Linked DNA regions of Mus musculus: all the other regions are linked to region 3. The links are chromatin loops, found by intact Hi-C in ENCODE. Cell type or tissue: heart. All regions are shown on one strand.

Region 1 (8,000 bases), 200 kb after region 3:
CTCTGTCTCTGTCTCTCTGTCTCTGTCTCTCTCTCATAGCTCTCATAGCCCAGTCTGGCTCGCCTCCTGTCTTTACCTCCTGAAAGTTGAGTTTTCAGGTGTGCACTACCACACCCGGCCCTACTCCCCCAGGGTTGGATGTTTGACAAAGATGCCTCCTGTGGTTGAGCTGTCCAGCACACCCCTTCCTTTAAGTTCAAGTCACAGCCAGTTTAGCAGGAATCTGTGTGCCCCGGGCCATACCATAGGGTGGTAGGACACTGGAAGTGAGGCCACACTGGGCACTCAGAGTCAATGTTCCTTATTTCTCATTTGTATATAAATATATTTGGTCATTCAAGGTCAATAAACAGTGGTGTGCAGGGGCTGCTCCCTGCCACTCAGATATGCTTTGTTGTCCATGGACACTGGCTGGTGTGTGCCACACCAGGGGCACAGCTGCGAGTAGCATGAGCCATGCTCAGAAAGCAAGGCGGCACGCCCTCCAGCTCACTTGGGCACTTGGGCATTCAGGTTTCCCAGGGTGGTGCTTTGGGGGAGAGGACAGAGGTTTCCTTTGAGTTCTTCCTCTTACCCCTTCCATTTCCCTTTTCCCTTTTCCCTCCCCCTCCCTCTTTCTTCCTCCTCCTCCTCCTCCTCCTCCTCCTCCTCCTCCTCCTCCTCCTCCTCCTCCTCCTCTTCTTCTTCTTCTTCTTCTTCTTCTTCTTCTTCTTCTTCTTCTTCTTCCCTTTCCCCTTCTTCTTCCCCTTCCCCTACCCCTTCCTCCTCTCCCTCCCCCTCCTCCCCCTCCTCCTTCTCCTCCTCTTCCTCCTCCTCTTCTTCTTTGTCTTCTTCTTCCCCTTCTTCCTCTTCCTCCTCTTTTCCTTCTCCTCCCCTCCTCCTCCTCCCCCTCTTCCTCCCCCCTCCTCCTCTTCCTTGAACTCTTCCCCCTCCTCCCCTCCCTCTACTCCCCCTCCTTCCCTCTTCCTCCTCCTCCTCCTCCTCTTCTTCTTCCCCTTCATCTTCTTCTTCTTCCCCTTCTTCCTTTTCCTCCTCCTCCTCCCACTCCTCTTCCTCCCCCTCCTCCTCCTTTTTCTCCTTCTCTTCACTGGGCTGAGCTCGTATTGTGCACTTACTGCATGCCTCTCTACACAGGTTTCCTACAGCATCTTGCCCTGCCCTCCCAGCAGACTGGGGCTAGGACTAGGTCCTATTGTCATCTCAGCTCTGGGCTCATGGCCTTGCTAGAGACCATGGCCACTGTTAAGTGCCAGAGAGGGGGTTCTGAGTTCCTTGGATTAGCTGACGATGAACTGGAATCCCTGAGCATCAAGTGGGCACCTACTGCATACTGAGCTCATAGGCTGTTGAAGGTTGCTGGAGAAAGTCGTTGAGTTTGGGTGGGTTGGTGCATGTATTGAGTGGAGAAGGTTCAGACGGCTGTGGAGACAGACCTGTTCGGCAGCCTGGGTTTCCACTTGGAGGCTAGGAGGTACATGGGTATTCTCTACCCTGGCCTTGCCCCATGAGGACACTGCCTGACATCGCAGCTTTAGATGCCATGGGAAACACTTGACCCTGTAATATCAGTGGCTGTGGCTGCCATCAACCATTCCTGAGGCAGCCACCTTGGTCTTCTGCAGCAACTGGTGTGATCCTCCAGCCTGGATCCTTCTCAACAAAAAGTAGCTTTTGGAGGAGTCACCTACTAGGCCCCTCTGCAGCCTGTCACACATCTCTGGGTTTCAGCATCCTGGAACAGGCTCTCAGGCTGAAGAGGGGTAGAGCTCACTCACCAAACACACCAAAAATGCCATTGTGTATAAGACAAGATTATTGGATGCACATGCTCGGGGGTGGCCCAAGACAGTGCTCATGGCGTTACAGGTACTTCCAGTTGCCTGGTGGGGACCCCTCCCTGGACCCTGGGGCACACACACACACACACACACACACACACACACACGCTTCCTAGCCTCCCTGGAAGCTTCCAGATCAGGCCAACCTCTCCTTTTAAGAGGTTCCAAATGGTCCCCACATTGTGTCTTTATTTCCTGAGACGAAGGTAATTTGGGTGTCATGAGGCCTTTGTAGAGATGTCAAAAGAACAGTTCACGGGGAGAAAAACCTCCGTTTTTACCCCGATGTGGCTTCCACCGTGGAGATAAAAGAGCCAGGAGGAGGAAGGCTGCAAGACAGATAATTCACAGACTGTCAGAGCTGCTTGAATTTCATCCCCACAGGCAGAGCCGGGGTGAGCCCAGGGTCTTTCTCCAGGAGAGCACGCCCATGCCCCCAAGTCCTGAAGCGATAATCCCGCCGCGGGGCCCGGACAGGGTTGGACATTTTGTCCCCGCTGTCAGCGTCACAAGCTCCGGAGCAGATGGAGTGGTGTTGGCAGTCGTAAACCACTCCCGCCCCACCAGGGACAAATAGGTTAGCGGGAGGAATTGGCGCCGTGCATGTCATAAAACCCTCCAGGCCTGTCATGTTCCGATAAATCTTGATTTTTGTAACAGAGCAGCAGAGAGCTTCCCAGCCTTGGGTTTCACAGGTGAGCCATGGACTGATGGATCGTTTGGGAGCCAAAGGGGGGAATGCAGGGGCCAGTGAGGAGGACAGAGGAAACTTTACACGCCGCCCTGCCCCCACCAGACTCCCTCGGCCCCAGGCAGAAATCCCAGCCTGCAAGAGGATCCCATGCCTTTTCTCTCATCTCTGTGGCAGGGTGACCAGCCTCGCCTCCATCCCTGGACCCTCTCCAAGGCAGATAAACAGTAAGAGCTTAATAATTGCCAGCAGAATGGGGGTTTTGGAAAGGGAATCTGCCAGTTTCAACACGTAGAGCCCTGTGTACCTGTTGTTAATCCACCTGGCCAGAGTGGGCGCCATTGAGCCACTAGACCACCAGCGGGAGGGCACTTAATCTCACACAGGTGCCCCTCCTGTGGGCTGGCCTGTGAGAAAGCACTTGAAATAAAGACCCAAACTTGGAGGTTCCCCAGGGGTCACGAGAGCAGAAGCAGCAGGTGAGAGAAGGTAGGCAGAGGGTGGACCTGAACACAGGGGAATGCAGAGCTACTGGAGACAAGGCCAAGGGGACAGATTAAAGGGACTTAGGGCTTGGCACAGTCAGGATGAATAAGTGTGGGCATGAGAAGTGGATTCGATGGAGAAGGGAGTGCTGAGGTCATTCAGGGTCAGAACCAGCCAGTGTGCCACCAGAGGCTGCAGAGGGTATAGCTGGTGTTCACAGGCCTTCCTCGGGCAACAGATGGGATGGCCGGCTTCCTAGGCACAGAAAGTATAGACTGCAGTTAGCCTGGCCTCAGCAGACCCCCACAAGGGGTAGGTGGGATTCTCTCAGAGAAAACCTTGGGGTCTCTAACATAGAAACAACCAGTTGGCAGCTTCTGAACTTTGAACTTTGTCTTGATGTTGGGGTGACAGTGGGTCTTGTTACCTGTCACCCTCACCCCCATGGCTGGTTCAGATTCTGAGGCTCAGAACCCTGTGGTTTAGGGATATAGGAAAGGTCTCCCCATTATGTCATGTAGGGGAGTTCCAGGTCACATCTCTGTGTCAGGGTCCTCCCCCCATTGCTCTTTCATGTTCCCAAGCATTTAGAAGTGAGGAGTGACAGCTGATATAGCCCAGTACTCAGGAGGCTGAGGCAGGGTTGAGGCCAACCTAACTAAGCTTGTTCTCACAATAGAGAGTGGAGCCAGAGGCCAGTGGTGGATGGAGACCAGCAGGGAGAGGCACTTACCAGCAAGCCTGACAACCTAAGTTCAATCCGTTGGGACCCATATGATGGGAAGAGAAAACTTACTTTTGCAACCATGATGTGTGTACATGCACACACACACTCACACGTGCATGCACACACACATACACACGTGCATGCACACATGCATGCACACACATGCACACACACATGCATACTTGCATGCACACATATGCGCACACACGGAGAAGGCTGTGGAAAGTAAGTGTGACCCGGGCTCAGCTCTGAGCCACGTGGCTCAGAACCTTCTGCCCCCCCCCCCCCCGCGCCATGTTTTCTTTCCTGTAAAAGAGCGACAAGCCATGTATCCCTTGAAGAACTTTGAGATGATTCACTGAGACATGGGAGTCAATTTTCAAATAAATACCAAGAAAGAATGGAGAAAGCATTGACCAGCATGACTTCAGCAGGACGTGGCACTCGCCAGCCTCTCTACCCTGTGACACAGGCCCTTTCCGGAGGGTTCAGGCAGGTGCAGGCCCAGGGTTCTCAGACAGGCTAGAGTCCCAAAGTAGATAACCAGAGGGCCCTATTCACCGTTAGTCTGTGCTGCTAGGACTCAGGCTGGCAGATGGTGGCTCCAGGCTGTGAGACGCAAGAGCTCCAAGCCCACCCATGTTTGCACATCTACGCATCATGAACCTCCCTGTATACTGTGCAGAAACTGAGAACAGTGCTCCACCAGGGGCCAGGGCACACTCCTAGACTCACCTGCAGACAGGAGCCAGAGCTGGGGAGAGAAAGCTGTTAGCCAGAAATGGCTGCCACCCCTTTTAGGCTGAAAAGTAAGCAAGGTGTCCTGTGCTGAGACATGCTGGTGTAATGTTGAAGGGGCAGGCTGTGGGTGAATTTCTTGGTTTCCTTGTTTATCAAGTGAGAACAAGCGGTTCCCTGGCACAGCGTGGCAGGATTTAGGGTTACTGTGCCCAACCTCCTGGCCATATGATGGTCAGGGACATGGTCTCTCATGCAGCTGCCCCATGTCCCCTCCCACCACTGGATCTGCTCAGGCAGGATTTGATCCCATTTCTCGGACAGGCCTGCAGAGGTCTGCACTTTGCCTGACTCTTAGGGTCAGTCTACCAAGAGCCATGCCTATTCCTCCCCCTGCTGCCTCCTGCTGGTCTGAACTGGAAGCTGGAAACCTCCCGGACTGAATTTGGCTCCCAGGGGTCCCCACAGGACACATGGCCGCCATTTGTTGGCATCACCACCAGCATCCTTGGCGTCAAGAACAAATGTCACTTCCCACCTGCACACCATCTGGGCAGCACCCTGTGTCGGCGGGCAGTTCAGATCTCACCCTGAGCAGAGAGGAGAGGCCCTTTGTCACTTGCCCTGACTGTCCCTCAAGCCACCATCCCTCTCATTGAAATTGTGAAAAGCTCTTTAAGGCCCTGGTCTGCAAAGATACCAGAAGCTCAGAGGTCAGAAACCTGAGCTTGGTGCTAAAGAGACACAACCCTCCTGGGAGCAGAGGGGGCCCCTTAATGGCTTCGGCAGATGTGCAGACCAAGGGGCCCCCTGCCCACCTGCAGATAACCCCTGACCCTGCCCCTCCCACTGGGCCAGCCAGAAAGTCCCAGCCATGGGGAGGGCACTAAGTGCCCGTGCCCTCCCCAGGCCTCCCACTGTCAAACTTCTTAAAAGATCCTTCAGAATGGTGCCTCTGCTCAGAGCTGGCCAAGGCCATCCATCTCTGCCTAAGGCCGTGGAGTCTCTGTGATGCAATCCCACAGGGCTGAGCGCTGTGTCCTGATCAGCTCCCTTGAGACGAGCATCAATGTCCCATTCTCAGCTCTATTTATAAATGGGCCCCAGCCTCCTCTGGCTGCACTTATGGTAGTGCAGGAGCAGAGAGATCTATGGTTGCAGAACAGCAGCCTTTAGGGAGCGTGTGAGCCTGTGCACACATGCATAAGATGCATGCATCCTGTGTAGGGCTTATAGTATAGGGCTTATATCATTTAAGGGCCTTTATCATTTCCTGCTGCTCCCTTTGACAAGGATTTCATGTTGGATATAGAGGGTGCACTGTTCTTTTTCATGGCTGCATACTAACCCCAGCTTGGTTAGTTTATCGTCTGGCTATCTAACTGTCACACAGCCCATCATTTAAACACAGCTTTTCCTGTGGACTTGAGTAGCAGCAGCATCCCTTGCTGTGGTTCTATAGGACGGGAGTCCAGTCCCTTCCCTGGAGTCTGGTCCCATTAAACCCCATTCACTGCTGAGAGAACCTCAGGCCATCCTAGTTGCCTCTGCTGCCTGCTGTGTATGTTGACTCCCATGTCTGTGGAGAGTGCTCAGCCAGGGTTCAGCAGACCTCACTGAATCTCAGAAAAGTACAGCCCTGCCTGATGGCAGAGGCAGGAGGGGCCCAGCAGTGACCATGGTATCTGGCATCTCGACCCCCTTTCTCAGCTGTGTAACCATGGAGCCTGACAGAACAGATACAGTGGCTTCAAGACACAAGCTGTGTCATTCAGAACGGCAGACTGTGGAGAGTTATTCTGAGCTCTGAGCTCCACCCTACCTGTGTTCTGACTCTAACCCAGCTCCTCACAAACAAGGCTACTCATGTGTGTGCACATGTGTGCATGTCAGTATACTTGTGTGTATTGGTGTGGCTGTGGATGTTGAGGTGTGTACCACTTCAGAGGCATATCATCTACTTTTTTTTTTTTTTTTTGAGACAGGGCCTCTCATTATCCTGGAAGGCACAGCACTTCACTCCTGAGCCGTCTCTCCAACCAAGTTACAGGATTCCATCTATGACGGAATGCCGTGTGTGCGGCGCTGGACATGACATAGGGTGTTGGGCTCTCGGGCAGGCCCTCTTGACTTCTGTCGTTGCTGGCTGTGGAGGTGTGACTATGGACACCTTCTGCCTTCCTATGGGAACATTCCCCCACCAGATCACAGTCCACCAGCACACACCACCAGGTCTCAGAGACTGAAGGTAGCTGATCAAGACACAGGTTGGGCTTTTCCTGTGCTCTCCACCTGAGTCCTGGGTTACACACAGCCCCTGCATGCTGTGGGCTTTACCTGGAGACAGGAAGCTTTGGCCTCTTCTCCTGCTCTAGCTCCAAGATTCAGGATCAGCCAGCGTGCCTACAGGTCAATGGAACTAGCTATTCTTTCCAGAAACAAAACGCTGAACAGAGTCCCACAAGCCTGAGGCAGTCCCAGATAAGGCTTGCTCACTCTGGCTTTTTCCTGCAGGACTTGTGGAAATAGCTAGGTCTGTTTGACATCAACTGGGTCCTCCCAGCCCACCCCCCATGGCCTTCCAGTGACCTTTGGCTACAGGAGGGAAAAAATCGTCACTTTTCCCTAACCCATTGGTCTCTCTGAAATGACAGTGACAGAGGCCAGTGTGACCTTTCCAGAAAGGCCTCTGGGATTTAGGAAAGGATCCACACCCAGCTGAGGCCAAGAGTCCCCAGCAGCCACTCTTCAGATAATGGTGAGGCCTCCTCCAGAGGGGCTTCTCCCAGGACTGGAGCAGTGGGCAAGCAGGAAGGCAGGGCGAGGCCCACAGGACACACGGAAGAGGAGGAAATGGCCAGCCGAGTCTAGACGCGTTATCTCGGCCCGCGGGCACTGGCCCACACTCGTCCATCGGCCCGGAATGGACTTCCTGCCTCAGATTTACGCCAGTGACTTCACCCCCTTGCTATCTCGACAGCCCACTGCCCGCTCAGCTCTCAGGAATTAGGGGCCTGATAACAAGTCTAGACAGCTTCGAAGTTGGAGATGGATCGCTCTCCGGGGCAGGGGGATAGCCAGCAGCGAGCTCTAGGGATGGGAAGGCCAAAGTACTGGCCAGCACTCAGCACAAGGCTGGTGGGAGTCTGGGTGCTCTTGTTTCCTCCCTGGCCTCACCCCCTGGGGGGCGTGGCAAGGCAGCCACAAGACTCAGTTCTGTGAGTGGTACACACGCCATCTCTTTTCCACATGGTAAGGCGACACCCTGATACCTAGGCCAGGAGAGGCCACAGTCTGAAGATGAGGGGTGTCCAGACGACTATAAACCAGTCAGGGGACAAAGCTTAGGGTAGATGCACATAATCACCTTGCCAAAGTCCTTCCAACACAATACCGAGTGTCATGGAGACACCTTCATTGGTGTCCTGCCTTGGGACCTGAGGACACACCTACCAGTTGGCCCCTGGCTCTCATCCAGCCATCTCCTGGGTGATATCCCAGCCCCCTCTGCCCCTTCCAT
Region 2 (8,000 bases), 280 kb after region 3:
TAAAGGTTCTGTTATTTCCCAAAATGGTACCAACCAGCAGAGGCCCGGGTATTCGAACACAGGAGCCTGTGGAGGACTGATGACATACAGAGCTCATCAGGGGTAGCTTTCACCTGTTGACTTCCCACTACACTGGCTCCCACCCTAACCACACTGCCCCCATTGTGACCCACAGCCAGCCTTCCATGCCTTGCTATCCCTTCAGCTTCAAAGCCCTGACCCTCCTCCCAGACCCAGGAATGCAAGGATGGAGTAAGCAGGGAACCTGGGCTACACTGCCTGAGGCTCTAGCTGGCTCTGCAGTGTATCCCAGGCCACACCCCACCACACACACACACACACACACACACACACACACACACACACACACACACACTGGACAAAGCTCCCAGAGGACAGTCGACGCCGGCACCTGCGCAGGTCTCAGCCCCTGTGTCCCAGTGGGTTCGAGGCTCACAGGAAAGCAGGCTGTGGGGCGACTGTCTCCCTGGAGGTCTTCGGCATTGGAGCTGTTTTTTGTAGCTTCCTGTTGGCCTTCATCTCTGTGAGTGGGGGTATATCTCCAGAAGTCCTCAGACTTCTGTATCTGGGTTTGGGGGGTCTAAGACCCCACATGCCTAACTTGGGGTGGTGGTAGCCACTCAGGTGAGAGAACACACCTCCCTGGTCTCTAGCACCTTAGGGACATTTGTTTAGCGATTGCTTGACTCCCTCCTCCTACAAGCCATAGAAAAGCAGGACCCAGCAAGTCTGAGAAACGCCCCGGGAACACCCAGCTAGGTGGCATCTGAGAGGTGGGGCAGATAGTTCTTCAGTGCTTCTTCCAGAGATCAGGGGCCATAGCAAGACCTTTACTGGGTGCGCCCTGCCAACCAGGCCCTTTTGACCCAAGTGCAAAGCTCTAGAAAGCAAAATGTAAACTGAAGTTTATGCAGAAGAAAACAGCCAAAGGGCTAAACATGCAAGAAACTCACTAAACAAGAAACGGAACCCAACATGAACCCAAAGCCACTCTCTCTGGCACCTTCGCTCCCTACACAGCCTGGCTCTGCTTCCAAGTTCATCCACTCAGCTGGTCACCCCATAAAATGCTACCTAGTGAAGCCTGTTAAGAACGTGTGGGCTAGGGGGTGGGGGTCTAGCTCAGCCGATAGGGTGCTTGTCTACCATGCAGGAACCCCTAGGTTCCATCCCCTGGTATCTGCCATCCCCACCCTCAGGAAGTAGAAACAGGAAGATCAGAACTTCAAGGTCATCCTCAGCTACATCGAGAGTTCAAGGCTAGCCTGGGCTACATGAGATTCTTTCTCAAAAAGGGAAGTTTAAAAAGTATTTTAAAAGTACTGTCCTGAACCCAAGCTACCAGTTCTCCCTGGCTTAGCCCTCAGGGCGTGTTAAGTTTCTTTAAGTGTCCAGAGAGGTTATTGGCATTGTTCTCCATCTTGACTCATTGGGAGACGCCACCAGGTGAGTTTGGAACGACCACTGGTTTGCCTTCAGTGTGGTGGAGTTTGCAGAGTGGCTGCAAGCATGGCTGGGGGGTTCCAGAAAGCCTGGGGCGTTTATGCACCACAGGCCTGGGCTCCAGTTAAGGGAGAGTCGGCTACCAATGTTGTACAAACACGAAAGCGAGGTCCAGGACACCGAGTGGGCAAGGGGATGAAGGGAGAGCATCATACAGAACAGCAGCAGGGAGATGGGTGAGATGCAGGAAGCCTTCCTCCACACTGTGGAACCACTGCCCCTACCGGCCAAGTTATATCCCCAGACAGAGCCACGGCGGCAGGAGAGATCTGAACTACCCTGCTCCTGAAGGGCATGCAGCTAGCTGGGAAGGGCTTTGCCTCCCAAGGCTCACTCTCCTGAAGTGCAGAAGAGTTTGCACAAGAGCCTGGCGGGTTTGATCTGTGAAGCTCGTTTGCACAAAGGAACGTGGAGACTTCCTCCTCACACCCAGTTCAGACGTGTTAGCTGATCCCTAAATGTCAATCCAGGGTTTCCTGTCTCCTTCCAAAAGAACCACACGATGGTAGGCAGGGATATGCAGAGGGGCAAGGTGAGACTCCTGGGATCCTTCAGGACCAACTTCCCCTGAAGCAACAGAGGTGGGGGTCCTGGGGTGAAGGCTGCATACCTCCAGAGTCTCCTGGTCTGAGGGTCTGCGTTTCTTTTTACCTTTTAACTAAAACACGGCACCAAAGATGGGCCCTGATTGCCTTCAGCTGTCAGGGAGGACCAGAGAGCATCTCCCCACCTTTATGCCTAGAGATCAATCATGCCTTTCTCGGAAAACAAAAATTGAGAAGTTTACAAACATAAGATGCAGTCTCTGAACCAGCACGCTATTGCTGACGCTATTGGTGACAGATGCAGCTGATGCCTGCCAGCGACTCGGGCCTCCCAAGATGCTTAGTCACTCCCACATGTAGAGGGGGAACTGAGTCTGCATTCTCCCCTTCACCGGGAGGAAAAAAAAATCTCCAAAGGGGTGGGGTGGCCGCACCAACCGTGAAAACCCACCAACTTGCCAGGCAAAGGGAAGTGGCCAGGCACAGCCGGGCAGGCTGGGGAGTTCTCTATTTAACACTCCCCCCCCCCCTACTCCCCTCCAGCCAGGAGTTCTGCACATCAACCCTGAAAGTCCTGCTTTGCTTGGTCCCTGAAAGCTAAAATATTTTCAATTAAATGAGAAAATGTTTGCTGCTGAATGGCCTATTACAGCTGTCACCATCCTGATTTCTAGAAATAAACAAGACTTCGAGAAGGCCGGCCTGGGCAGAAATGCAAGTTAACACTAATTGGTGGGTAATTAAATTATCCCCTAAGCCAACGTGCCAGGTGACCGGCTCTTTCTGTGCGTCAGCCCTCGCTCTGATAACAGCTCCTCCGTGCGACAGCGGAAATGTGAATGGCTCTTGCCAGAGCTGCCCCCTTTTATTCTCTAGAGCTTTCTACATATCAAATAGCTAAGAAGCCAACACACACGGGGGTTGGTTCACATTTTCTCCGGATCATCTTACAGAAGCTTGCTCCATACAAACAGGGCCCAACACACAAAGTTTATTTTCTAATGTGTTAGTATCTTGCACAAGAAAAATAGCGCTAAGTTACAGGAAGATTTATTTACATGGTAACTGTTCGCTGGTGTCTGCCGCTCAACTCAGAATGACTTTCTCCCAAAGGGCAGAATCTTTAAACCAGAACAGAATTTATTTAAACAGCTGGTGGTTTCTTTCTTTCTTTCTTTCTTTCTTTCTTTCTTTCTTTCTTTCTTTCTTTCTTTCTTTCTTTTCTTCTTTCTTTTTTTTTTGCACAATCATTTTATTAATACATGAACCCTTGCTGTGAACGGAAGGTAACTAACTCGTACAATTTGTAAACACATACAAGCATAAAAGCTGGTGTGTCAATCAATTAAAACTTCAAGAAACGATATGAGATTAATTGCTACCAGACCAGATGAAGTCACGCTTCTCCCTCCGCCGTTCTGTCTTTACCGTCGAGTGTGGAGCCCAGAGAAGCCTCCTCTCGCTCATCCCCAAGAAGAAAGAGCCCCATTCTCAGAGAAGGAAATAAATCTTTTTGCTGCTTTTGTGGAATCCCAGATTGTCTGAGATATTTTGCCGACACTCAGGCTGCCTTCTAGATTAGAAACAGCTCAGCTAATGGTTGCCTAAAAGAAATTAATGAGCCATGCTGTCCATCAAGGTCATCTGAAAATGTCTGTAGATTAAACACTCAGTGCGACAAATCACGGGACCACATTCTTAGGGAGACGGGTAGAAAAATGTTCACTTGAGGAAGAAGGTGAAAAATTCTTCCTGACCAGGAGACAGTGACAGGAGAGAGCTAAAGCCAAGAGCAGCCAGTGTCTGACAGGTGCCAATGGGAAGACACAGGGAGTAGCTCCGGCCCAGACTCTCCCCGCCATCCTCCGAGACTAGGTGCCCATCGTGACTGACACCTGTCAATTCAACTCTGCGGGCACTCGGTCTCCGTGGTGACCATGAGGGCAGAGAGTGTGTGGTCAGGCACCTTAATTCTGAGATATTAAGTGTCTCCTAAGTGCCCCACACCTCTCTCTCTCTACCCCCTAGGTCCTTTCCTAAGGATCGGACATTTGGTGACAGACATTTGGCCTAACTACTTTAAATAGTCTTTGATAGGTGGCACCTTGCAGAGGCCTCATAGAGGAGTCTCCTCTTTCCGTGGAAGTTCGCAGAGATGGGCTTGTGGCAGACCTCACTGTCCTGCCCTCCCCACCCCCACTCCACCCTCCTATCTCTAGAAGTCACAGCACCATCTACTGGGCAGCAGCCAGACGTCCCCAAGAAGGTTGCTTTCTGTTCAAGGGTCCAGAGTGAAGAAAGGAATATGGATTGGTGGGAATCACAGAGAAACGGTCGCCTGCCTCTCTGTATTGGCACGCTGATCTATCCCCCGTCGACCTACCTTTAATATATATATATATATGCTTTTTTTTTTTATCATTTAAGAGTTTTGTGTTAACAGAGAATTTCTGAGGTAAAAGTTATCTTCCCTTCCATTTACCCCTCTGTATACCTCCTGAGGTTACGGGTGTGAGACACTCACATACACACAAGCACACCAAACACACACATATTCAATGCACACATGCAGTCTCTCCCACGCACATGTGCACACACACATGCACACATACATATGCACATGCACAAATACACAATACACACACTTCCGATTTAGGTAAAGTGCTTTAAAAACAAATATTTGGGGTGTGTGTGTGTGTGTGTGTGTGTGTGAGCGTACACACATGCACGCATGTATGAATGTGTGCCCGTGGAGGTAGAGGCACTGGATCACCTGAAACTGGAGCTACAGAGAGTATGAGCCACCCTATGTGAATGCTGGGAACCGGCTTGGGTCCCCTGGAAGAGCAGCAAGCACTCTTTAAGGCTCGGCTGTCTCCCCAAGTCCCCAGTGGAGTTCTCTAATCCTTCCTGGACCCCACGGGTTTCCAGAACACAAAGCACAAGACAGGAGTAACCCAAATATTATTCCAATTTTTTTCCAGGCACTTAAGCAAAATAACTTTCTCTCTTTTTTTCTTACATTTATGTAGCTTTTGTTATAAATACAATCACAGTCCAAGCCCACATCTGCCTAGTGTCGGTCTCTGGATTTTCCTATGCAAATAGCCAGCCACCCTTCTTCCTTGTGTCCGCTCGTTCTGCAGTTCAAATATTGCTTTCTCTTTGTAACGAAAGGCAAAGCACTCCCGTTACCAGAGCGCCTGCCTTACATGTGTGTTTCTATATAAAGATAGAATTTCCCGTGGCCAAGAACATTCATTTTTGTTTTCTTTACATTTTTTCCGTGTTTTAAGACATTGGGAAGATTTTTTTTTAATTGGCAACTTAGGTTTACAAATTAAAATTACAATCAAATTTATTTTGTATCACACTTCAACCATTCTAAAAGAGGAACATTTTAACTGGGTCTTGTTTCTCATTATTATACATCATAAAAAAAAATAATAAGTGATCCTGGACCCCAAAGCCGGGCTTGCTATCATGTTACAGTGACAGGCTGTCTCGTTTCGGGCGTGTGGAGAGACCAGAGTATTTACTTTCTGTAACTTAATTTCTCACTCAATAGAGTTTGAAAGCTCTGGATATTATAAAGGCAAACTCATTTTCTGCCGGAATAAAATGAGAAAATGAAAATTTTGAAATTCATTTTATTTGGTAAATTCAGTAGGGACTCCCCATGAACCCCTGAGATAAAACAGCCCACCCTGTTTACTTTCCCCTTCTTTTAGAGCCTTAAAATGAAAATGGAAGTCCCTCCCTCCCCTTCCTATGTGATGTTTGTGTAGAAATTCTAGAATCTCCTTCCTAAATGGGGAGAGCAGAGCTCAGGCTGCCTGCACTGGCCCAGGAGAGCCAGGAGGCTGGGGAGAGTCACCCCAGAGCTGAAGCGGGGCTCAGGAGCTCGGGGCTGGAGGGAACAGAGGGAAAACTCACGGTTCTGGGTCCACTTCCCAGCCTGATCCTTATTCCAAAAGGAAACGAGACTGATTTGTGTCGAAACAGAAATGAGCATCAGGAAACGGGCAGTGCCGATAACCAAACAATCGATTGTAGAAACACAACAAATTAAAAAAAAAAAAAATCGGGTTTTTTTCCATAATGGAAAAGCGAGTGAGGAGGGGGAAGGCGGCAGGGCACGTTTTAACTTTTTCCAGGGCCTGCACTGGTCCCAGGTCAGTCTAAGTAAGAGCTTGGGGTATTAGCCTGTGTATCCATGTAATACGAAGGCTGCTTTGACTGGCTGCTGTGGATCAGGCTGATCGAAACCTCCAAATTCCCTGCGTGAGACGGCCATCGACTCTGCTGCAGATCTGCGGTCCCTGCCTTAAACTCAGCGGCCCGAGCCCCTGGGGATCTCCCTGGATGACAGGAAATGGGGACATGTTAAGGACATTTCATCGGCATTTGCCTCCAAGCTGGGGAGCCAGGATGGACATTTCATGATTGGTCCCACCACGAAGATAGATGGGGTGAGAGAGACAGGGTGTTCTGAGCATGTGGTCGGCATCCTGTGGCCTGGAGAACAGAGAGACTTCACCCTGAATTCCCATGAAAGGAATAAAAACAAAGAGTTTGCATTTTGCAGTGGGGCCATGTTTCAAATTCATTAAAGGGTGGTCCTCCACAGCTGGGGTGTCTCGGAAAAGGATGGCCATAGTTTCTTGTTTATGGTGTGGGGATGTGCATGGGTGCCGGTGTCTGTGTACATGTATGTGTGTGACTGGGGTATGAGTGTGCATATACACATATGGCATACCTATGTGTGTGTATGTTAAGGGGATGCATGCATGTTTGTGTCTGTGGTCTGTGTATGTATGTTTATGTATGTATGTGTATGTGTTTATATGTTCATGTGTTTGTGCATGTCATATGTATACACGTGTGTGATGTGTGTGTGTGTGTGTATGCATGTGTGTTTTCTTCCCGAGATCAAAAGGATAAAGAACTCGTTCCTCCAGCCAACTAAACACTGGCGTGCAGAAACGCAGAGCCTGTGTTTAACAGTGTCCTGCAGGAACCCGTCTTGAATTTTTTCAAGTCCTCTCTTTGATCAAAAGCCGGCAGAAAATTCCATTTCTTCTCGTTCTGTTGCATTTAACACGGACTAACACAGGGTGAGTTTAAACAAACAGCCGGCTGGAGCATGAATACGCCTTTCAGTCTGTGGAGCTTGAGGTGGGCTGGATCCAGGGGAGGGGTGGCAGGCAGGGGATTAGCTGGAGGGGAGAAAAGCTCACGAGTTTAGGAGGCAGCAGCTAAGACTGTCCAAAGCCCCTGCAAGGAGACCTAAAGCTGTCTCCACACCCGGAGCCCGAGCCGCACCAAGAGGCCGCACTGTTGAAATTCTTCTGCCTGGAAGATAAATGGCCTACTTTACTCTCAAGTGTCAAGTAGAGAAAACAAAACAAAACAAAAATCCCTTCCAAGTGGATTTTCGGAGGATAATCCGCCATCAGCCCGAGCGAGCGCAGCAAGAGGGAGCCTGGAAAGAAGGGGAACCGGAGGGACTTCCAACTCCAGCACCCAAGGGTGGGATGCAGGGAGCCGAGAAAGGCCAAGGCCAGGCTCTGGTACCTTTGAGGTGCGGCCTGAGGCTGGCTGCCCCTGACAACAAGGCACCCCTGTTAGCTTTCTCAGGTCTAGACTCCAACAACTCAGACATGCCCCGAGCACTCTGGCCAATGAGGCCCTCCAGGGTGTCACAGCCGTCCAACACACTTCGGCATATAGGCTTGGGACTGCTGTGGGTGATAAGGGTGGGATTTGGGGTGTTTCTGAGTCCAGCTACCCCAGTAAAGAGCTAGCTCAGTGAGATTTCCTATGTCATTGTCTCTGCTGCTGGCTACCTTTCACGCTGATGCTTCCGTTTGAAGAAGGCCATTGCCAGCCCAGGCCATGACAAGCTTCCTTGACTGCTGAGGTCTGAAA
Region 3 (8,000 bases):
TACATGTTGGAAGGACAGAGCTGACTTCTGACTCCTGGAAGCTGCCCTATGACCTCAGCACAGTCAACCTGGTGCGTGTCCCCCTCCCCCGGACACATAAATGCAAAACATTTTTTAATTAAAATAGGAAGAGATCCTAACAACATGGCGTCTAGCCTGCCCAGATTCCCTCTCCTTCTGCTGTAGTGTGGCCTGGCAGCAGATACAAGCAGTTCCCACCACACTGAACTGGCGTAGCTGGAAAAAAATGGAAGAGGGTAAAGGGCCGCGCGTGTCAAGTACCTGAATGTGATAATGTGATGGACGGCAAAGACTCAGCGGGTGCGATGGGCCTGGAGATGGTCCTGGCTGAAGCAAAGTGACCGTGATCCTGGCTTTGTCACTCCTAAAGGTAAAGCAGGTGCCATGTCCAGGCAGTGGCTTGATCCCCACCGTGCCCCGGCTCTGCCCAGTCCATGTGCATCTTATTGTCCCAGAATCCATCTTCTTGTCACTTTGAGACACTAGTCCAAACTGGGGAGGTTGAGTACAGCTCTCAGCTATTCATGGCCTGAGTCTTAGAAAATCCCAGAGCAGTGGGAGAGGGGACCCTAGGAGGTTCTTGAACATTCTCCATCCACTGACTGGGGTGGAAAGACCTTTACTCTCTGCCTCATTTCTGTTCTATTTTCAGAATTATAATGATATTTTGATTTTTAAAATTTTCCTAATTTACAGAAAAATCTCAGGGCTGCTACAATGGAGGCACTAAGTTCAAAAGCCCCTATTTTGTTACATTTTGATACATTTTGTTACATTCATGAGACTCCGGCTTCCTATTTCTGTCAGCTGTGATACTTAGTGTCCACTGTCAGTTTGACAGACTCTAGGCTCACTTGGGAGAGGGGACTGGGAACTTGTGTGTGGGGGGATTATCTTGGAGGCATTAATTGGGGGTGGGTAGTGGGGGGGAGGATCCAACACTGTGGTGGGCATCACATTCCCTGACTGGGGTCCTGGACTGTGTGAAACAGAGCAGAGCTGAACACCAGCCCCCAGGTGGTCACCCTGGCTCCCTTCACTGTGGCTATAGTGTGTAGTTCCTGTCGTGTCTCTGTCCCCCTCCCGCCACATTGCCACTACTGCTGAAAATTGAGGAACTGTGAGCTGAAATTTCCTTTGTCAGAGTATTTATTGAAAACAGGCTAAAGTCCCACCCATCACTAGTCAAGTACTTACTTTCCCCTCCCTTCCCCTCCACCCTTTGCTTCTTTCTCCCCCCCCCCCACTTCCTTCTCTCCTTCCTCCTTCCCTTCCTCTATCCCTGTCTTCTTCCAAAGCGCTGGGATGGAAATCAGGGCCCCGAGTGCCTGGCAATTGCTCTGCTCCATGACACAACCCTTTTCAAATACTTTAAAAGTTGCAGAGGCTGTGACATTAGCTCTAAATATTTTGACATGTGCTTGCTACAGGCAGGGCGTGTTCTTATCTGAGCACAAGTCCTATCTCACTCAGGAATCTCAACCTGGGGAAGACGGCTGTCCAGGGCACACTCTGGATTCCAAATGCCTCAGACCTGCCCTTTGTTATGCTTTCTGCCATGTGGCATCAAACGTGGCATGGAGTCTCTGGGATCTTTAATGTCTTGTAACTCCTATCCCCACCCTTTCCTTTACTGTGGCTACTTCTAGAAAATTCTCACTAAAATGACTTAGGACCCATCAAGAAGTGAGACTTTTGTCCCGAGAAAGGTTTTTTCCAGAGGTCCTGAGTTCAATTCCCAGCAACACAGGGTGACTCACAACCATCTGTAATGGGATCTGATTCACTCTTCTGGGCAACAGTGTACTCATATACATTAAATAAATAAATAAATAAATAATCTAAAAAAAAATATGTAGCTCTGAGGCGAGGCAGTGGTGGGGCACACCTTTAGTCCCAGCACTCAAGAGGCAGAGGCAGGCAGATCTCTAAGCTTGAGACCAGCCTGGTCTACAGAGAGTTCCAGGACAGCCAGGACTACACAGACAGAGAAATGCTGTCTCAATCACTCAACCAACCAACAGCAGCTCCGATGCTGGGGTGTGGTGTGCATGTTTAATCCCGGCACTAAGAAAACATATCTCTGAATCTCTGTGAGTTCCAGACCAGCCAGGTCTACTACATAGAGAGACCCTGTCTCCAAGGGAAGGGGGTTCCTCTGCCCCTGTCTATTCCACGGGCCAGTTTTCAAGAAGCCTTTGGGAACCTGGGACTCTTTTGCTATCTGGTTTTTAAAACAGAAGGCATCTCCTGGGCCCAGAGGATGCTGAACAGAGAGTTGAGAACAAAATCTGCTTCTAGCTTGTCTGCCTTGGTCCAGGCTGGGCCTGAAAGGCAGAAGTCTCCAGACCTGGCTTTCATCACACATCTGAATAGTCAGCTCTCTGCTCAACTCCACAGCTCTTCTCCACAACACAGCTCTGCAAGTAGAGGCCAATTTGTTAAACAGCCCTGTGGGGTGAATCCAGCCTTCTAGCCAGCCACGGGGAGAACCTCCTTGCTTCTCTGGAAACTTCCAGAAGTCTCAAAAATGTTTCTGTTTCTTAGCCTCAATACAGAGCTTCAGTGAAAGAGACCCCTGCCAGTGTGTGTGTGTGGGGGGGGGAGCACCCTCCTGGACCCCAGATTAGGTACAAACCGCACCCAAACACCGGTTTTCACAAAGAAATCCTTTAATCGGTGGAGAAAAAAGGTTAAAAGCCGCTTTCTGACTCAGGAGGAGAAACAGCAGACCTTGCAGGAGTAACTTTAAAACAGCAGACCTTGCAGGAGTAACTTTAAAAAAGAAAAAAAAAGGGAGGTCCGGGTTAGAACGGGCTAGGGAGCTGTAGTATGTTTTGAGTGGTCATTAGTTGATTAGGTGAAGCAACCAGGGCTTCCGATTGCAAGACTTCAAAACTTTGATATCTGGACCTTGGTATTTAGCCTCAGGAGGAGGAAGTGGCCAAATAAGGGAATAGACCTTCAGGGCTAACGTTAGGAATGTAATCTAAGAGTTTTTAGCCAGGCAGAGGGAATGAGAGAAAAGGGTAAGGCTTGCCAGAGCCATGTTTGCCACGCTCGAGCTCAGAGTCCCTTCATTCGGAAAATGGCTTTTCATAAGCCAAGCGCCAGGCCCAGTTGGCTTCTTTATGGGTTTTATTCTTGCAGTGCAAAGCGTCGTGGTGTCCACAAGGTGTCAGCACCGTCATTAGAACCAAACCTGACTGGCTTTCCTCGCTGCTCCCCGCCGCCTTTTCCGTAGTAGTTCCACAACCGGCCTCAAGATGGCACCACCACCCACGGAGTATTCGCCAGGCGCCTCCAGGTGATGAAGCCAGGGCGCCTGCCGAGGAAGAAGGGCCGGGCGGGAAGCCGGGGAGGCACCTCCCTGCCCTTTTCATCGCTTATTATTTGACAAACACACAGGGCCCTCTGGGGTCTGATTTGCCTTCGACTCGTTGACAACAAGACAAGGAAGAGAAGGAACAGGCAATAAGCAAGAATGTAGCAAGTCTCAGAGAGCTGAGGCCTCTGCTGGCTGCAGGAGCCGGACCTGGTTCCTGCCAAGTCCAGGTGTGTGTGCAGTGTTGTTTTTAGAAACCGGAACAAACATCTCTCTCAGTGCTCCACAGAAGCAAGGAGGCCAGGTCCTGCGCGAAGGAACGAGCCTCCCCAGGAGCCCCCACTCTTTCTTTAGGAGAGGGGTCGTGGGTCGATCCATTTGAGAATTTAAACCAAAGTTCTTTTAAGAAGACACTGGTTTAAATTTGGCATACGCAGGCAGAAAGTGGCTTATGGCAATTTAGATTTCATAGTCTGAGGCGTTCGGTTTCTGCCCCGTGCTTTGATAAAGCTGTTTAACACGGGGACAGACACACACACACACACACACCTCATAAAAGCAGAGTAAATTGTGCCCCTGTAGGAAGCCCATGGGGAGGGGGTTGTTCTTGATCAGTGAATGGAATTTTCAGCAACATCGTGAGAAAAATTCAACACTACTTGCCACGAGTTTCATGAGGGGCAAGACGTTTTCTGTCACAGTTATTTTTTTAAAAAAAAGTGAACGAAAACACACTAAGGACATTGGAACAATAACTCTTAGTGAGTCCCTGAGAGGGGAGGGGAAGGCTTAACCCCCTACCCAGATCTACACCGGACATGCACCAGAAGCCTGACTTTGCTGCTTTAAGGGAGGGGAGAGAGGAATTAGTCAAAAAAAGAATCCAGGACACCCACAAAAATGTGTTTCCCGAGATTCTCCATCCAGGTCAGGGGGCCCTGTGCAGCCCTGTCCTTTAAATTCTGGTTCTCGAGTCAAAGGTAGCACACATAAAACCTATTTTGCTGCTTCGGTACGTCAAGCAATGCCACTAAAGTTTCCTCACCCGCCAAAGCTGAAACAGTGAGTTCTAATCTCTCAAAGCCTTTTGCCGAAAATCTAAAGGGGGTGGGGGGCTATGGTGGTGGCGTGGGGGGGGGGTCGGAGAAGAAGAAAGACTGAGACAAATGTTTTATCTGTCGCCTTCTTCCCTACCCAACCGGACCAACAACTTCCAGAAGGTTCTGCGAGGCATAGAGCCATTCCGTAGGGACATCTCGGTGCTTCTGAGGAAGCGGACCGAGCAGGGATCCGATGACGACTGGAGATGTTGAAGGAATAAATACCAGTCCACAAATAAACAAACTGTCCCCGGGATTCCTAGAGGGAAGGAGCACGCTTGAAGGTCGGGGAACTCCGAGTCGCTGTGCGTCAAGGTTGGCATAAAATTAAAAAAAAAAAAAGTCCTTCAGTTACCAGGCCCTCTAAGGAGCCCCTGGTCCTCAGCTCACCTTATCAAAACTCAGTAAAACAAACAGCCTGAAATACAGTCAATTTACAGGATCCCAAAGATGCTGACCGCGGAGTGGGACCCACGCCGGGCCCCGGCAACAGCTAGGGAAGCGGGTCCGAGGCTACACAGTGCCGCGCTCCTTTGCGTTTCCAGTGACGAAGCCGGCGATGGAGTGCAGGCTTGGAGCTCCCCACGCCGAACGGGGACACCAGCTCCCGGGGGCTGGCTGCCTTGTCCTAACCTCCAGACAGCGCTTTCATAGGTGGGGAGAAGGGAGAGGCCGGGATGGATGGCAGGGAAAGCTAGCCCTCGTCTATGCGGGAGAGGAGACCAGGAAAGCAACAGTTGGGTTCACGCGCTTCCCTGAACCCCACGAAATTGTTTGGAGGACTCAGATGGATCACCTAAGTAGCAGCGAAGACGAAGGACCAATGGTTCCTTAGGTGTTACCTTCCCAGTTTGGCATTCCCACTAAGCCTTCCCTCCCAGCCCGACCCCGTCGTGAAGGGGAGAGGAACCGAATTCTCCAACCCGGCCTCCTTTGTGGGCTCTTCCTCAACCTGGAAGCGTCCTGTGAATTATCCATCACTGCATTCAACAGGCCCTACACGCTCAGTCCGTTTGCTCTGAACCCATTACAACTAGGCCCCGATAATTAAGAAATCTAATTATTCGCCTCTTCATCCATTAATAATAATAAAAAAAAAATCTCCAGGCTCTTTCCTACTTACAAGGTCTTGGGGGCAAATCTCTGCCCAACTTCATCAATTCGATGTTATATTTCAAACTAAACTTCTTTTTATTTTCCAAAGGAACAGGGTTTTTAATTTTTGCTCTGGACACGTGGTCTCGTTAAACAAAATGTGATAATAAAATAAAATTTTATAAGATGTAACTCATTTTTAAAAGTCCTCAAGTTAACTTGAGCTGGGGGGGGGGGAGATCTGGCTAAGAGCATCTGGGTCTTAGAGCCGACGGATTCAGGCGCTCCTCGTTTTGATTGGTGCCATCCTTCTCGCAGCTGCCAGATGATTGGTGCAAACTTCCTGGAGGGGGCGCGGCCTGAAGAAAGTAAAAACTCGCTTTGAGCCAGAAGACTTTTGAAACTTTTCCCAATCCCTAAAAGGGACTTTGCTTCTTTTTCCGGGCTCGGCCGCGCAGCCTCTCCGGACCCTAGCTCGCTGACGCTGCGGGCTGCAGTTCTCCTGGCGGGGCCCCGAGAGCCGCTGTCTCCTTTTCTAGCACTCGGAAGGGCTGGTGTCGCTCCACGGTCGCGCGTGGCGTCTGTGCCGCCAGCTCAGGGCTGCCACCCGCCAAGCCGAGAGTGCGCGGCCAGCGGGGCCGCCTGCCGTGCACCCTTCAGGATGCCGATCCGCCCGGTCGGCTGAACCCGAGCGCCGGCGTCTTCCGCGCGTGGACCGCGAGGCTGCCCCGAGTCGGGGCTGCCTGCATCGCTCCGTCCCTTCCTGCTCTCCTGCTCCGGGCCTCGCTCGCCGCGGGCCGCAGTCGGTGCGCGCAGGCGGCGACCGGGCGTCTGGGACGCAGCATGCAGGCGCGTTACTCGGTATCGGACCCCAACGCCCTGGGAGTGGTACCCTATTTGAGTGAGCAAAACTACTACCGGGCGGCCGGCAGCTACGGCGGCATGGCCAGCCCCATGGGCGTCTACTCCGGCCACCCGGAGCAGTACGGCGCCGGCATGGGCCGCTCCTACGCGCCCTACCACCACCAGCCCGCGGCGCCCAAGGACCTGGTGAAGCCGCCCTACAGCTATATAGCGCTCATCACCATGGCGATCCAGAACGCGCCAGAGAAGAAGATCACTCTGAACGGCATCTACCAGTTCATCATGGACCGTTTCCCCTTCTACCGCGAGAACAAGCAGGGCTGGCAGAACAGCATCCGCCACAACCTGTCACTCAATGAGTGCTTCGTGAAAGTGCCGCGCGACGACAAGAAGCCGGGCAAGGGCAGCTACTGGACGCTCGACCCGGACTCCTACAACATGTTCGAGAATGGCAGCTTCCTGCGGCGGCGGCGGCGCTTCAAGAAGAAGGATGTGCCCAAGGACAAGGAGGAGCGGGCCCACCTCAAGGAGCCGCCCTCGACCACGGCCAAGGGCGCTCCGACAGGGACCCCGGTAGCTGACGGGCCCAAGGAGGCCGAGAAGAAAGTCGTGGTTAAGAGCGAGGCGGCGTCCCCCGCGCTGCCGGTCATCACCAAGGTGGAGACGCTGAGCCCCGAGGGAGCGCTGCAGGCCAGTCCGCGCAGCGCATCCTCCACGCCCGCAGGTTCCCCAGACGGCTCGCTGCCGGAGCACCACGCCGCGGCGCCTAACGGGCTGCCCGGCTTCAGCGTGGAGACCATCATGACGCTGCGCACGTCGCCTCCGGGCGGCGATCTGAGCCCAGCGGCCGCGCGCGCCGGCCTGGTGGTGCCACCGCTGGCACTGCCATACGCCGCAGCGCCACCCGCCGCTTACACGCAGCCGTGCGCGCAGGGCCTGGAGGCTGCGGGCTCCGCGGGCTACCAGTGCAGTATGCGGGCTATGAGTCTGTACACCGGGGCCGAGCGGCCCGCGCACGTGTGCGTTCCGCCCGCGCTGGACGAGGCTCTGTCGGACCACCCGAGCGGCCCCGGCTCCCCGCTCGGCGCCCTCAACCTCGCAGCGGGTCAGGAGGGCGCGTTGGGGGCCTCGGGTCACCACCACCAGCATCACGGCCACCTCCACCCGCAGGCGCCACCGCCCGCCCCGCAGCCCCCTCCCGCGCCGCAGCCCGCCACCCAGGCCACCTCCTGGTATCTGAACCACGGCGGGGACCTGAGCCACCTCCCCGGCCACACGTTTGCAACCCAACAGCAAACTTTCCCCAACGTCCGGGAGATGTTCAACTCGCACCGGCTAGGACTGGACAACTCGTCCCTCGGGGAGTCCCAGGTGAGCAATGCGAGCTGTCAGCTGCCCTATCGAGCTACGCCGTCCCTCTACCGCCACGCAGCCCCCTACTCTTACGACTGCACCAAATACTGAGGCTGTCCAGTCCGCTCCAGCCCCAGGACCGCACCGGCTTCGCCTCCTCCATGGGAACCTTCTTCGACGGAGCCGCAGAAAGCGACGGAAAGCGCCCCTCTCTCAGAACCAGGAGCAGAGAGCTCCGTGCA

What was found. Hi-C counts contacts between places; a loop is a spot of excess contacts. Peaks named below come from ENCODE experiments on the same cell type or tissue, not always from the same donor. Only the 100,000 strongest peaks of a DNase experiment are listed, where the experiment ranks them.
Region 1: it touches region 3 in a loop (2.9-fold over the local background); 3 of 42 quality-filtered maps call a loop at or near these places.
Region 2: a loop joins it to region 3, with 7 times the contacts of the local background. A loop is called at or near these places in 25 of 42 quality-filtered maps.

What each region holds. Positions count from the first base shown.
Region 1 is chr8:121,308,762-121,316,761 of GRCm38, forward strand. No RefSeq gene overlaps it. Among named protein-coding and RNA genes, the nearest start is that of Gm33823, 48 kb to the left of the region's middle. In heart, CTCF peaks have their summits at 2,884 and 4,904 (motif pointing left); a DNase peak (open chromatin) is centred at 2,360; H3K4me3 peaks cover 766 bases; H3K27ac peaks cover 6,096 bases.
Region 2 is chr8:121,389,032-121,397,031 of GRCm38, forward strand. No RefSeq gene overlaps it. Among named protein-coding and RNA genes, the nearest start is that of Gm26747, 26 kb to the right of the region's middle. In heart, CTCF peaks have their summits at 1,745 and 4,320 (motif pointing left); DNase peaks (open chromatin) are centred at 4,290 and 6,440; H3K4me3 peaks cover 855 bases; H3K27ac peaks cover 4,531 bases; H3K27me3 peaks cover 3,667 bases.
Region 3 is chr8:121,110,231-121,118,230 of GRCm38, forward strand. It overlaps Foxc2 (forkhead box C2), which reads left to right and starts at 5,941. Exons shown (of 1, transcript NM_013519.2): 1 at 5,941-8,000. The coding sequence starts at 6,385. The coding sequence ends at 7,869. In heart, CTCF peaks have their summits at 3,244 (motif pointing right), 5,924 (motif pointing right) and 7,219; DNase peaks (open chromatin) are centred at 3,281, 5,891, 6,651, 7,613 and 3 weaker places; H3K4me3 peaks cover 4,510 bases; H3K27ac peaks cover 2,674 bases; H3K27me3 peaks cover 4,260 bases.